Regions from separate parts of the Homo sapiens genome. Here region 2 is linked to region 1. A link is an interaction called in ENCODE POLR2A ChIA-PET data of the cell type or tissue named here. Cell type or tissue: PC-9. All regions are shown on one strand.

Region 1 (8,000 bases):
TCGGGAGGCTGAGGCATGAGAATTGCTTGAACCCAGGAGGCAGAGGTTGCAGTGAGCCAGGATCACACCACTGCAATTCAGAGCAAGACTCTGTCTCAATAAAAAATAAAAAAAAAAAGAAAGAAAACAGAAAACAACAAAGAAAAATAATGGCAAATTCACCCCCATGCAGATTGTTTCTTCACATTTTGACCCCTTGCCACATCTACCTGTTGTCCCCTCTTTCCCCTTACTTTTCAGAGTTCTTAACTAGTTTTTATCAGGAGTGTTTAGTTATAATCAACTGGAGAGATAGATTGTAGTGGGCTTTCTCCATCTTGGCCCTGTTTTCTGTTATTGTTCTATTTTGGGTGAAATAAAGCTTTTCTGCTTTTTTTTTTAATTTTTATTTTTTGTTTGTTTTTTAAAAAGTGAAATAGTGGAATTTTAGTAATTCAGCTACCTAGGTCAAACGCACTCTGAATTATAGAATATAAGAAACTGTTCTGTTGGTTTCCTATATGTATGGCAGTGTTTGCCAAAAGATATTCTGTGGATGTGAATCTAGAGGATGTTGGCAGGCATTCTAGGCAGAGAATAATAATGCCCTCCAAGGAAGTTTAGATAACACTGCATGCTGTGTCTCCAGCTTAGAAATTCACAGGATACAGTAGCATATAAAGGCTCTGAGAATGCCTACAATAGAGACAGACACCCAGTGTTTCCCAAGTTCCAAAACTTATTTGACCACGGAACTCTATTTTTAATTTTTTTTTTCTTACTTTTTGAGACAGAGTCTCGCTCTGTCACCCTGGCTGGAGTGCAGTGGCATGATTTCGGCTCACTGCAACCTCCACCTCCTGGGTTCAAGTGAGCGATTCTCCTCCCTCAGCCTCCTGAGTAGCTGGGACTACAGGTGCCTGCCACCAGGCCTGGCTAATTTTTTGTGTTTTTAGTAGAGATGAGGTTTCGCTATGCTGGCCAGGCTGGTCTCAAACTCTTGACCTCAAATGATCCTCCTGCCTCGGCCTACCAAAGTGCTGAGATTACAGGTGTAAGCCACTGCTCCTGGCCCACCGAACTCTATTTTTATATATACTTGATAGCCCTAACCTGTGGCTACCAGTATACTCTAGAAAGTGTGACATATGCTACTATTTAATACTGGTGGTTTTTCTTTTTTTCTATCAATATATCGTTTTATTTTATTATTTATTTATTTATTTATTTTTTATTATACTTTAAGTTTTAGGGTACATGTGCACAACGTGCAGGTTTGTTACATATGTATACATGTGCCATGTTGGTGTGCTGCACCCATTAACTCTTCGTTTAACATTAGGTATATCTCCTAATGCTATCCCTCCCCCCTCCCCCAACCCCACAACAGGCCCCAGTGTGTGATGTTCCCCTTCCTGTGTCCAGGTGTTCTCATTGTTCAATTCCCACCTATGAGTGAGAACATGCGGTGTTTGGTTTTTTGTCCTTGCGATAGTTTGCTGAGAATGATGGTTTCCAGCTTCATCCATGTCCCTGCAAAGGACATGAACTCATCATTTTTTATGGCTGCATAGTATTCCATTTTCTTAATCCAGTCTATCATTGTTGGACATTTGGGTTGGTTCCAAGTCTTTGCTATTGTGAATAGTGCTGCAATAATACTGGTAGTTTTTCTTTAAGGAATAGTTAAGAATGGTTTATAACAACTTTGTCAAAGCATAGTCTGGCTGTGGGCTTGGAATTCATTTACACTAGATGTGTTTTCTGAAGAATTCTCTTAATTGTGGCACATCCATTTGACTTAATAAGACATAGAATAGTAGAGCAGAAGTGCGCTTTGAAGAGATTATCTAGACCAGTGGTTGGAAACCTTTTTTTTGCTCTATTCTGCACCAATCCTTGATCACTAATCACTTTAAAAAATAACTCAGGTTCCATTAGGTCAGAAGTTAAAAGCAAGCTTTGCTATTGTAGATATTATATTTCAGTGTCTACCTCATTTATAAAATCTTGTTCACTTGCAGTAAACTGTAGAGTCACTACAAATTATGATAGTATTGTACATGTCAAGAAATAGGTGCACAGAGTCTATTTTAAATAGTTCAATCTTTGAAAACATTCTCATCTCCCATTAAATATCAACAATATTGTTAACTTGGGAACACTGGAAAGATTAAAAGAAGGGAGTGGGTTTGGTACGTAAGAAGTTGCTACTTGTCCTGACAACAAGTAAAAATCTGAACAAACTGAAAAATCAACCATTCTACTTAGATTCATAAGAGAAGTGAGGTCACAGGAGAAGCTGCTGCCCCACAAATTGGAGAGACAGGCAAATACAGAGAATCATAACTCACTGGAGCAGAAACATCCGGGAGAACCAGTGCCTGGGTAGGGTAACCTGAACCGTAATTGAAAAATTGCTGGAGGCTCAGTGTGGGACAAGTCTGAGAAATATAAACTGAGGAGGACCCAGTCATCAGGCTCCCCACCACACTTTTGTGAGTTTTACCTGCAAGAGCTCTACCAGATTCTCTCAGTGATTATCCCAGAAAAATCTCCTTGTGTTTCCAGCAGCGGGAAGGGAAAAGAAACTTTTAAAACTATACTAGGTTATTCTGTACTTCTTGATAAGGTCTACCTTCAGTAGAAACTGCTTAGCCAGAGCCTAAAGTGCTGAGATTTTATAGAACCTGACTGACCTGGGGAAGGGAAATACACAACTCCAGCCCCCTCATCCATTTGGTCACGCATAAAGGGGTGAGGAAGAACTGAGAAGTACTTGTGAAGTCTAGAGGTATAGGCTCACTAAAAGACTCAGACCTAGTCATGGAACTATAGAACGCTTCCCTTCTTGAAGGCCTGTTTATAGCATTTCCTTTTGATTAATGTACACAAATCAGTAGCTCTTCTGTAAACCAACAGTGACCAGGAGGAGAATCACATCAAGAACTCAACCTCTTTTACAATAGCTGCAAAAAAATAACATACTTAGGAATATACCTAATCAAGGAGTCAAAAGACCTCTACAAGGAAAACTACAAAACACTGCTGAAAGAAATCATAGATGACACGAACAAATGGAAACACATCCCATGCTCATGGATGGGTAGAATCAATATTGTGAAAATAACCATACTGCCAAAAGCAATCTACAAATTCAATGCAGTCCCTGTCAAAATACGACCTAATACCAAAACCAGGAAAGGACATAACCATTCCTTTCTCATTCTTCACAGAATTAGATAAAACAATTCTAAAATTCACTTGGAACCAAAAAAGAGCCCATGTAGCCAAAGCAAGACTAAGCAAAAAGAATAAATCTGGAGGCATCACACTACCTGATTTCAAACTATACTATAGTGCTTATAGTCACCAAAACAGCATGGTACTGGTACAAAAATAGGGATATAGACCAATGGAACAGAATAGAGAACCCAGAAATAAACCCAAATACTTACAGCCAACTGATCTTTGATAAAGCAAACAAAAATATAAAAGTGGGGAAAGGACACCCTTTTCAACAACTAGTACTGGGATAATTGGCAAGCCACATACAGGAGAATGAAACTGGATCCTCATCTCTCACCTTATACAAAAATCAACTCAATGTGGATTAAGGACTTTAAACCTAAGACCTGAAACTAGAAAAATTCTGGGAGATAACATTGGAAAAACCCTTCTAGACATTGGCTTAGGCAAGGATTTCATAACCAAGAACCAAAAGCAAATACTACAAAAACAAAGATAAATAGCTGGGACCTAATTAAACTAAAGAGCTTTTGCACAGCACAAGGAACAGTTAGCAGAGTAAACAGCCCACAGAGTGGGAGAAAATCTTCACAATCTATACATCTGACAAAGGACTAATATCCAGAATCTACAATGAACTCAAACAAATCAACAAGAAAAAAACAAACACAATGAACTCAAACAAATCAACAAGAAAAAAACAAACAATCCCATCAAAAAGTGGGCTAAGAACATGAACAGACAATTCTCAAAAGAAGATATACAAAATAGTCAATACACATATGAAAAAATGCTCAACACAGGAAAAAATGCCCGACAAACATGATAAAATGATCAGAGAAATGCAAATCAAAACCACATTGTGATACCACCTCCTGCAAGAATGGCCATAATAAAAAAATCAAAAAACAGTAGATGCTGGCATGGATATGATGAACAGGGAACACTTCTACACTGCTGGTGGGAATGTAAACTAGTACAGCTGCTATGGAAAACAATGTGGAGATTTCTTTTTCTTTTATTTTTTTTATTATACTTTAAGTTTTAGGGTACATGTGCTCAACGTGCAGGTTTGTTACATATGTATACATGTGCCATGTTGGTGTGCTGCACCCATTAACTCGTCATTTAATGTTAGGTATATCTCCTAATGCTATCCCTCCCGCCTCCCCACACTGGGGCCTGTTGTGGGGTGGGGAGATTTCTTAAAGAACTAAAAGTAGAACTACCATTTGATCCAGCAGTCCCACTACTGGGTATCTACCCAGAGGAAAATAAGTCATTATTTAAAAAAGACACTTGCACATGGATGTTTATAGCAGCACAATTCACAATTGCAAAATTGTGGAACCAACCCAAATGCCCATCACTCAACGAGTGGATAAAGAAACTGTGACTGATATATATATGATGGAATACTATGCAGCCATATAAAGGAATGAATTAACAGCATTTGCGGTGACTTGGATGAGATTGGAGACTGTTATTCTAAGCAAAGTAACTCAGGATGAAAAACCAAACATCATATGTTCTCACTGTTATGTAAGAGCTAAGCTATGAGGACGCAAATGCATAAGAATGATGCATTGGACTTTGGGGACTTGGGGGGACGAGTGGGAGGGGGGCAAGGGATAGAAGACTACAAATATGGTGCAGTATATACTGCTTGGGTGATGAGTGCACCAGAATCTCACAAATCACCACTAAAGAACTTAGGTAACCAAATACCACCTGTACAATAGCTTATGGAAAAATAAAAAAATAAAAGCAATAAAAAAAGAAAGGCTAGAAATTAATACAATGTCCAATCATACCACAGTGGATATAAACTAGAAATCAGTAAAAAAAAGAAGCTGGAAAAATTCCTAAATACTTTAAGGTTACATAACATAATTCTAAATAGCACATGGATCAAAGAAGAAATCTCAAGAGAAATTTTAAAAATATTTTGAGGCTGGGCACAGTGGTTCACGTCTGTAATCCCTACACTTTGGGAGGCTGAGGTGGGAGGATTGCTTGAGCCCAGAAGTTTGAGACAAGCCTGGGAAACATAGGGAGACCCTGTCTCTACAAAAAAATTAAAAAACATTAGCTGGGCATTGTGGCATGCGTCTGTAGTCCCAGCTACTCAAGAGGCTGAGGTGGGAGGATCACCTGAGCCCGGGAGGTCAAAGGCTGCAGTAAGCTGTGATTGTGTCACTGTATTTCAGCCTGAGTGACGGTGTGAGACTTTCTCTCCCTCCTCCTTCGCTGTGTGTGTGCACATGTGTGCATGTGTGGGTGGGTGTAACTAAATGAAAATGAAAGCCCAAGTTATCAAAATCTGTGGGATGCAGTGAAAGCTTAGAATTTTATAGTATTGAGTGCATATATTAGAAAAAAGACTAAAAATCAGTCATCTAAGCTTCCACCTTAGGAAACTAGAAAAAGAACAGTTTAAATCCGTAGTAAGCAGAATAAAAGAGTTAATGAAAAGTAGGGCAGAGATCAATGAAATTGATAACAGGAAATCCATAGAAATAGGTAAGGAAACCAAAAGATGTGTCTTTGAAAAGATGAGTAAAATTGATAATTACGTTAGCTATGCTAACATAGAAAAAAAAGCACTCAGATTCCTAATATTGAAATGAAAGAGGAGACATCACTATAGCTCTCATGAGCGTTAAATGAATAATAAAATAATATGATCAACTCCCTGTTTACAAATTTGATAATTTATATGAAATGAATTAATTCCCTGAAAGACACAGTCTTCCAAAATTGACATAAAAACAAATAGGTAATCTGAATAGGCCTTTATCTGTTGAAGAAATTGAGTCAATAATTAATTACTTTCCAAAACAGCACCAGGCCCAGATGAGTTACTGGTGAATTCTGTCAAACATTTAAGTAAGAAATTACACCAGTTCTCTACAATCTCTTCCAGAAGATAGAAGAAGAGAGAATATTTCATCACTCATTCTATGAGGCCATTGTTACCTTAGTACTAAACTAGATGAAGACATTCAAAGAAAACCACAGACCAATATCTTCATGTTTAACCTTCAAAAATCAATTAATCCGTCATATCAATAAGCCAAAGAAGAAAATCACGTCAATAGATGCAGAAAGGGCGTTTGAGAAAATTGAACACTCTTTCGTGATAAAAACCCTTAGTAAACTATGAATAGAGGGGAACTTCCTTAACTTGATAAAGAGTATCTACAAAAAGCCTATAGCTAACGTCACACACAGTGCTGAGAAATGTGAAACTTTCCCACTAAGGTCAGGAATAAGACAAAGATGTCCCCACTCACCACTATGTTTCAACATTGTATTAGAACTCCTAGATAACACACTAAGACAAGGTATACAAATTGAGAAGGAAGAATTAAAACTGTCTTTGCTTGTAGATGACATGATTGTAGAAAAAAATGAAAGCATCAACAAAAAAAACCTCCTAGAACTAATAAATGATTATAGCAAGTTTGCCGGATACAAGGTTAATATACTTAAGTCAGTTGCTTACCCATATAGCAGCAATGAACAAGTGGAATGTGAAATTAAAAACACAATAACATGGCTGGGCGCGGTGGCTCACGCCTATAATCCCAGCACTTTAGGGAGGCCGAGGTGGGTGGATCATCTGAGGTCAGGAGTTTGTGACCAGCCTGGCCAACATGGTGAAACTCCGTCTCCACTAAAAATACAAAAATTAGCCGGGTGTGGTGGTGGGCGCCTATAGTCCTGCTACTCAGGAGGCTGAGGCAGGACAATAGCTTGAACTTGGGAGGCGGAGGTTGCAGTGAGCCGAGATCGCGCCATTGCACTCCAGCCTGGGTGACAGAGTGAGACTCCATCTCAAAAAACACAATAACATTTATATTAGCACCTCCCCCACCAATGAAATACTTAGGTATAAATCTAACAAAATATTTATAAGATCTATGTGAAGAAAACTATAAAACTGATTAAAGAAATCAAAGAACTAAATAAATGGGGAGAGATATTTCATGCTCATGGGTAGGAAGACTATTGTGAGGATGTCAGTCATTTCTTCCCAAATTGGTCTGTAGGTTCAATGCAGTCTCAATCAAAATCCCAGCAAGTGATTTTGTGGATATCTACCAGCTGACTGTAATGTTTATATGGACAAGCAAAAACCAGCATGATACTGAAGTAGAATAAAGACAGAGGACTAACACTACCCTACTTGAAGAATTACTGTAAAACTGCAGTCATCACAGTGGTGTGGTGCTGGCAACAGAATGGACAGCTAGATCCATGGAACAGAATAGAGAGCCCAGAAATATATACCTTCATAAATATAGTCAGCTGATCTTTTACAAAGGAGCAAAGACAATACAGTAGAGAAAAGATTGTGTCTTCAACAAATGGGGCAGAAGCAATTAGACACCATATTGCCTCCCTTACCCTTAAACAGTCTAGACATAGATCCTATATACTTCACAAAAATTAACTCAAAATGGATTAAAGACCTGACTGTAAAACACAAAATCTTAAAATTCACAGAATGTAACATAGGAGAGAATCTAGATGATCTTGAATTTGTTGATGACTTTTTAGATATAATACCAAAGCCATGACCCATGAAAGAAAGAATTAATGAGCTGGACTTTGTTAAAATTAAAAATTTCTGCTCTGTGAGAGACATTGTCTGGAGAATGAAAAAACAAGCCACAGACTAGAGAAAATGTATGCAAAAGACATACAAAGAACTCTTGAATCTCAACAGTAAGAAAAAAAACAATTAGCTTAACCTGATTTTTAAA
Region 2 (8,000 bases), 470 kb after region 1:
CAAAATCACGTATTTTCTGCAGTGATACACCACTATAAACCTATTATTCTGTATTAGCATATTTTTAAGCTCATCTGCTTTCCCTGCATGGCCTTACTTTTTACTACTGTAACCTATTTTACCTGTTCTCTGGTTGAAACTGAGGGCAGCTCTGTAGTTACATTGACTGTTGACTTATGAAAAGCTTGTCAGCCAACCTGTGCATGGATGCCCTCCTCAGCACTTAGAATTGTTCATTCCCTTGTTTTTCCAAAGGGTCTGGTCTGATCTAATCAACTGGCTAACCTAGAACCCAGTATTAACAAGCAATGTTCCCACCCAGACAGTGGTCTACAAATACCATTATTTCTAAGGGAGCCAAGGTTCTTTGGGGGAAATGGCCCCTCCAGGTCTGAGGAAGAAAATGAGCAAGATGAAACACCCCGTCACACAAGAAATCGAAGAGTGATCAGATTATTGAGACCTGCTATGGTAGGAGCAAGCTTGAAGGGGATTCCCTTGGTCAAAAAGAAAATATCAGCACCAAAAAAACACAGTGGGTTGATATACATACAAATACATGAAAATCTGAATTAAGGATAAATTCACTGATTCCTTTTCACAGGCTGCTAGGTATCAATCCATCACTCTAAAAATTGGCCAAAAAAAAAATCACATTAATATCATTTCCAGCCAGATGTGATGGCTCACACCTGTAATCCTAGCACTTTAGGAAGCTGAGGTGGGAGATCACTTGAGCCCAAGAGTCCAAGACCAGTCTGGGCAACATGGCAAAACCACCGTCTTGACAAAAAAGTTAGTTGGGCATGGTGGCACCAAAAAAAAAAAAAAAAAAGTACTTTCCAGTGAGGCAATCAACATACCATCCTCTCTTGAGTCTTCATTAAAATAAAGGTATAGAAAAACATGGACAGATATGGATAGAGGATAGAGGATACTGAATTAATGAAGGAAACCACAACCCACAGTAAACAATTAGAACACATATATGACACCCAGAAACTGGTTATGAGACAAGATAGTACTGTACCCAAACTTTTCTCCACTCTCCAAAGTGGAGAACTATCCTAGAAGTGAGAAGGGTTAACATCTACAGATCCGATTCAAAATACAACTATCAGCCTAGTTAACAAATGCCAACCTGCTAAATGAAACAGGCTACTAGAAAGTTAAAGGCAAAAACACATAGGATGAAAACCTGTCTGGGCACACTGGCTCACGCCTAATGCCAGCACTTTGGGAGGCTGAGGCGGGCAGATCACTTGAGGTCAAGAGTTCGAGACTGGCCAACATGGCGAAACCATCTATACTAAAATATATGTATATTTTAGTATATCTATATACTATATATTTATATATTTATTTATTTTTATATGTATATACAAACTTAGCCAGGTGTGGTGGCACACACTTGTAATCCCAACTATTTTGGAGGCTGAGACAGGAGACTGCAGTGAGCTCAGATCGCACCACTGCACTCCAGCCTAGGTGACAGACGAGAATAGGTCTCAAAACAAGAAAGAAAAAAAATTCACGATCACTTCAAAATGTTGGAATAAATAAAATGTTGAGTAATGTTTTTTAGATTTCAGATACACGCCCAAAGCAGCAAGCAGTTGGTATATTAAAATCAACACAAAAATTTAAAGACAAAATCAAAGTCTCTTTCCCAAGTTTAAACAAAAAGGAATGAGAAAAACCATCCAAGACAATCAAACCAGACTAAGAATGGATAGAAGTGGGAGATGAAAATCTCCCAAGGAAAACGGCACAGAACTGGAGAACATTCCCTCACCTACTCAAACTACTGGAGTATAAAGCACAACAAAACAATAGAAATCAAATCAGTATATCTGACTCAGATCATGTAATCAGCTTAAGGCAGAACATATAAAGGTGCTAATTAGTCTCTGAATATCCTCATTATCTACGTGATAAATTTTCTCCTATACATCTGTAAGAAGTACTAGGCAACTTGAGCAAATAGTCACTGAAATAATTGCTTTGATTCAGATAAGGAATCCAGGTTGAGGTCAGGTGCAGTTGCTCACACCTATAATCCTAGCACTTTAGGAAGCCGAGGTGGGCAGATCACTTGAGCTCAGGAGTTCGAGACCAGCCTGGCCAACAAGGTGAAACCCCATCTCTACTAAAAATACAAAAATTAGCCGGGCTGGTGGCTCACACCTGTAATCCCAGCTACTTGGGAGGCTGAGGCAGGAGACCTGCTTGAACCCAAGAAGCAGAAGCTGCAATAAGCTGAGATTGTGCCACTGCACTCCAGCCTAGGGGAAAAAACCATACAGGTTGAAAGGCTGCTTTTAAGCTGTTTTAACATGCCACATTTTCTTTGCAAGTGAGGCTAGAATAGGCAGATAGGAGGTCTAATGGAACATTTGGAAACATGTTGCATAGTTATAATAATTGTTAACTATCATCAGGAGGTGGGAACACAGCACTAAATCCTTATGATGAAAAAGTGGTTAGCTCCAGAGAGAATATTGAAGGGGAGGGCAGGGACATTCTCATAGAATTTTACAAGACTATTTGCCATTCCTAACTACATTAATTATTTCTTTGACAAAGTATAAAGCAGTTAAATAAGTCAATAGAAACCGTGCTACTTTATTAAAATACTGAGTTTTATTTCACATGTATATTTTTGTCTCCCCACCATTTCCATGTCTGACCACCGCTACTACTATGTCCTATCATAACATTCCATACATACTTAAAACCAAGCAAAGGGTGGAGTTCCATCTTTAAAAACTAAACAGGCATTTTGGACAACACATTCTTGGCAATAGAACCTGGACAACATTTATCAAACACGGTAGGGAAAGTTCTCACTCTGCATTATAAAAAGGACAGCCAGATATCAACTGTTACAGAAATGAAATAAGACGGAAAATTTTTTAACAAATTGTTTAAACTATTTTCTTAAAGAGACTTCCTCCACTGCCAGAGATCTTGAATAGCCTGGAAAAAAAAAAAAAGAAATGTGGTTAAGGAACCACAACACTTCATAGACATCAATAAATTAAATGTCTCTTTGCATAGTTCAACATCTATTTTTCATTCTACCACCAGAGAGTTAACTCTAGATAAAGATATGACTCCAAGAAAATTTATACTCAGATGTAATTTAATTCCAAACACTTTAATCAGTCATAAAAATGTGAACAATATACTAATAATTATTTAATAGTTTAGCATTATTTACTTAAGGAAATCAACAGAAAGAACAGAGACCCATATGGCCAATGTTACTTCCAACTTCATCTCCCGAGATCAGCTTTAGAGTTGGCCAGATTTGGCAAATAAAGTTACATAAACACCAGAAACTTATTCTGAATTGCCTGTGCATGTGTGCCTGGGCATGTGTACATTTAGAAAAAACTATATGCTGAGGCTAGGCATGGTGGCTCACGCCTGTAATCCCTACACTTTGGGAGACTGAGGCGGGCAGATCACTTCAGCTCAGGAATTTGAGACCAGCCTGGGCAACATGGTGAAACCCTGTCTACTAAAAATGCAAAAATTAGCCAGGCTTGGTGGTGTGCAACTACAGGAGGCCCAGCTACTCAGGAGGCTGAGGTGGGAGGACTGCCTGAGCCCAAGAGGCAGAGGTTGCAGTGAGCCAAGATCACACTACAGATGGGTACCAAAACAAAAAACAAACCAACAAAAAAAACAGCTGGCCAGGCATGGTGGCTCATGCCTGTAATCCCAGCACTTTAAGAGGCCAAGGTGTTGGATCACCTGAGAGGTCAGGAGTTCAAGACCAGCCTGGCCAACATGGCAAGGTGGTTCTGAAGAAAAGTCCAGAAGTTCACCAAGAACTAGAAATGAGATGACTCAGGATTCTCTCAGCTGTCACTGTTTCACAGCCAATGGGTTCTCAGGTACAAGGTAACTGAATACCGAATGCCAATATTAAATATCATAGAAATCTTTCTTTCTGAGATAGACTCTCACTCTGCCACCCAGACTGGAGTGCAGTGGCGCTCACTGCAACCTCTGCCTCCCAGGTTCAAGCGATCCTCCTGCCTCCGCCTCTTGAGTAGGTGGGATTACAGGTACATGCCACCATGCCCAGCTAAATTTAGTATTTTTAGTAGAGACAGAGTTTTGCCATGTTGCCTCCCAAAGTGCTGGGATTATAGGCATGAACTACCACGCCCAGCCAGAGATCTTATCATCAGGTTCAAACAAATATACATTGTCGTTGCTTGCATCATGCATCTCTATGTCAAAAACAGGAAGCATTTAGTTTTGATAATCTCTGTAACAGCAATTCAAGTTCAAGTTATTAAACATTTACTATTTATTCCAGAAATTTCATTCTGACACTTGAGAACACTTTCAATTCTAGAGCAAAAAAATACTTCTGGTAGGCTGGGCAAGGTGGCTCGTGCCTGTAATCCTAGCACTTTGGGAGGAAAAGATGGGAGGACTGCTTGAGGCCAGGAGTTCAAGACCAACCTGGCCAAAAATACTTTTTATAAAAAGAAAATACTTCTTGTAGAAGTGCTGGTTCAGTAATTTAATAGCTACAAGACTTTGTAGCTACAAGCCTTTGTTATAAAGTACAGAAGACTACTGCAACTTAATCATTAAATTTATCATCACTTTCCTTGGCAGTAGTTGAAGAATGCATCTCTTATGCTGCTTAGCTGTTAGTACATGCTGGTTATTTATGTCTGACTTTCCACTATTTTCAATATTAAATAAACAGTTGCATAACGCGGAGTTTCAAAATAATTTATGATTAATCAATGTTTAGTATTCCAAATAAACTCCCAAAACTCACACTTTAAACTTTAGGATTCAAATGTAGAGAAAAAACAGAACAGCAACCAAAGACTGAACCTGATCATCTTATAGCCCATCACTACAACTTTCACAAAGCTAAACTCAAAATTAACCATTATCAGGGTTTTACGAACCCGAAAACTAAAAATTGAAGTGCAATTAAATAATTGAAGTGCAAAATACTATGGCAGAAAAAAAACCAGCTAATTGCCAAATTTTCCTAATTTTTTGAAAAAAGCTGACCACAGGAAACCTAAAGACCATTAAATGCAGCATCCGTTCTCCACACGATACCTAACATCCCTATTTAACCACTTTTACATTGTCCTTACACTTATGAGTCAACTGTAAATAAGAGCAAAAATAAATGCATAATCTTTATGTTGACTAAGACTTTCACATGTACTAACTGTAAAATCTAACAGCTAACTCAAGCTTATGTATCTGGTAGTAGCCACAATTTAGTGTCTTGCTTCCAGATTTCATGTTAGGATGATTTTGGCATAATGTATTTCCCATAAGATCTAGGAAAAAAAAAAAAAAGATCTCTACCAACTCCCAAAAAAGCCAAGACCAGACTGCCCCAAGCAGTCAAATGGAACAGCAAGGAAAACCACAGCAATTTCCTTAACCAACATAGTACCAAAAAAGTAAAACTGAATTCAATAACCAAGAAATAATTTACCAACTATAGGAAATCTGGGAAAAATATACTAAAGTTATCATCTCAGACTGCCAACTGTATTCTTCATGCATTTCATTAAATACATGAGTTTTCAGGTATTTCATTAAATGAAATATTATCTGTGGTTAGGAACTTTTTAAAAAGAGCCAACACTTAAAAAGGGTAAAGGCAGAATCATAATAAATCACAAAAAAACTTGGATTTAATCATGTCCCCAGAAAATCCAGTTACCTCTTGGTCAGTCATCCGGAAGCAATTCTTCACATAATTGATGAATTTGGCTTCCACTTTGGGAAGAGAACCACCCTATTAAGACAAAAGCATTATTACAGGTAAGTAGAGAAATACACCGAGAGAGATACCTTTAGAAAATTCCTCAATAATCTGCATGCTACTACATGGATCAGTTTATTCTTTTTCCCTTCAACTTTCCAAGAATACTCCGTATCTTTTTCAGGGCCAGAAAGCCCTATTGGGCAGCATGGCTAGTATCTCTATTCAAACAGATTTGCCAAAGGGTCAAATCTTCCCTGACAACCTCTCTAGGAACATAAAATATAAGCTACACTTGAGATTCGACAAACAAACATGGCAACTCGGTTGCTTATCTAAATTATCTAACAAGTCGGTTATCACCCAGAACCAAATACAACCCATAACATCCCTTTGGAGAACCATGTCAAGTGACCCAAACTGTTCTTTAAAAACAAACAAACAAAACCCCACAAAACACTTGCTGACCACAAACTGGTTCAGAACAACAATGATCTGGTCATCAGTTAAAGATATATAAAGTTGAATGGGGAAAAAATTACAGTAATTACATTTCACTAATCACTCTTACCATTTCCTTCAAATTATGGATACAGGCAAGAAACTACAATAGGGGAAAAAATTACAGTAATTACACTTCTCTAATCACTCTCACCATTTCCTTCAAATTACGGATATAGGCAAGAAACTACAACAGTATTGGCAAGACCTGTGACTTTGTAACCAAAATTTCAAAACATTACTATTGCAAATATCTTGAAATGTTTGTATTTATCACTACTTTGGAATTTAAAGCATTGAATATATTTGTTTTTACTAAATTTAATTAATACCTTTCCCTCTAAGTATCTTTTATGCATTTTTAAAAGATTGAAAAGGTTTTCAAATGTCCAAGGGACTTTGGCAGAATCAGGTATAGCATTAAGAAACTTAACTGCCTCCAATAACCTAGTAAAATAAACCTCACAATTTCCATTTCAAAATTATTGTCACATACATTCTTAATTGATGCATTCAAATATTTATTGAGCAGCTAAGGAGATACAAAGGCGATTTAAAACATTGTCAGGTGAGGCAAATGCACAAGTAATAGAAAGCAAAGGGCAAGGTTCACTGAATCACAGCAGTCAGAAGAAAGTGCTTTAGGGAACCAAGAGATTGTTTCCAGCCTGAAGAGGCATGGGTGGCAAATCAGAAAAGGGGATTGAGATTAAAATAGAAGACTTCAGTCTGGATTGTTGATGACACTCAGTATGGACTATATTTGTCTCTCCTTTTCCTTTCTCCCCATCTTTGGGCTTAATTTACATGTAGTGCCCAGGACTGTTCAATGCGCCTGCAATTAAACCAAGGAGATAGGACCATATTAAAATGGAGGGGAGGGGCATCTAAAAGATGTCATTTTAGCATTGTATCCAAGGGACAAAAATCAGTGATAACCAGGAAGGCTAAAGGGTTTACAGTGTGACTAAAAGAAATATGTTCCAGTTCTAAAATTCTTTTTCCAGTGGACTTATCACTGTACAAGGAATCTACTGAAGCCACGAAAAATCTATAGATTACAAGAAAAACATGGGGAAATGAGTTGGCAATTTTTCACCACCCCACATTTGCTCTCAATAGTTGGAGTCTAAAAGTATTATTCATAGAATTAAAGCTTCTCTCAAATGTGCTTCCAAGGCATTTAAACCATTTATTCCATATCCTACTCAAATCCCCCAGTCAAGCAGATGAGAGACCTAACCCTCTTCCCACATTTCCATTATTTAAGACAAAAGGAAACTAGATTTAAGCCTATTAGTCATTCACGAAATCTAGCTATTACTACATGTATTAACTGGTGACAACTTGGTGTAAAGGGCAAAGAGAAATGTCTCAATCTGCTGAAAATCACTTCTGACTAGGGTCAATCATGAATATTAACTATAATACCAAGCAACAGCCAGCATCTACTTTTCCAGCTGTTTGTAATTTTAATGAAGTCTCATACGCCCTCTGTTGGTTCTCTAGCATATCTTACAACCAGAATAGGCAAAGGGTTTTCACTGATCTATTTTAACATGGAAGGTCAGAATGTTATCTTGCAACCAGTGCACTACGTTCCTTGCATAATGGAAAATAAGGCATATTTAATTTTGCATATGCAAAAATCACCACAGACACGATTATAAATGTTTTATAAGAAATTTTTGAAAAAATTCATACCACGAACCAGGCAAGTATATTA

The links. Peaks named below come from ENCODE experiments on the same cell type or tissue, not always from the same donor. Only the 100,000 strongest peaks of a DNase experiment are listed, where the experiment ranks them.
Region 2: POLR2A ChIA-PET joins it to region 1 with 11 read pairs; 4 of 35 experiments call an interaction of 5 or more read pairs at or near these places.

Annotation. Positions count from the first base shown.
Region 1 is chr5:171,879,785-171,887,784 of GRCh38, reverse strand. The region is part of intron 7 of FBXW11 (F-box and WD repeat domain containing 11); the gene reads left to right. Among named protein-coding and RNA genes, the nearest start is that of SMIM23, 98 kb to the right of the region's middle. In PC-9, no CTCF peak of the experiment used is centred here; no DNase peak of the experiment used is centred here.
Region 2 is chr5:171,405,506-171,413,505 of GRCh38, reverse strand. It overlaps NPM1 (nucleophosmin 1), which reads right to left. Exons shown (of 11, transcript NM_002520.7): 10 at 5,732-5,806; 11 at 2,606-2,979. The coding sequence ends at 2,941. Among named protein-coding and RNA genes, the nearest start is that of FGF18, 10 kb to the left of the region's middle. In PC-9, a CTCF peak has its summit at 7,778; no DNase peak of the experiment used is centred here; H3K27ac peaks cover 3,047 bases.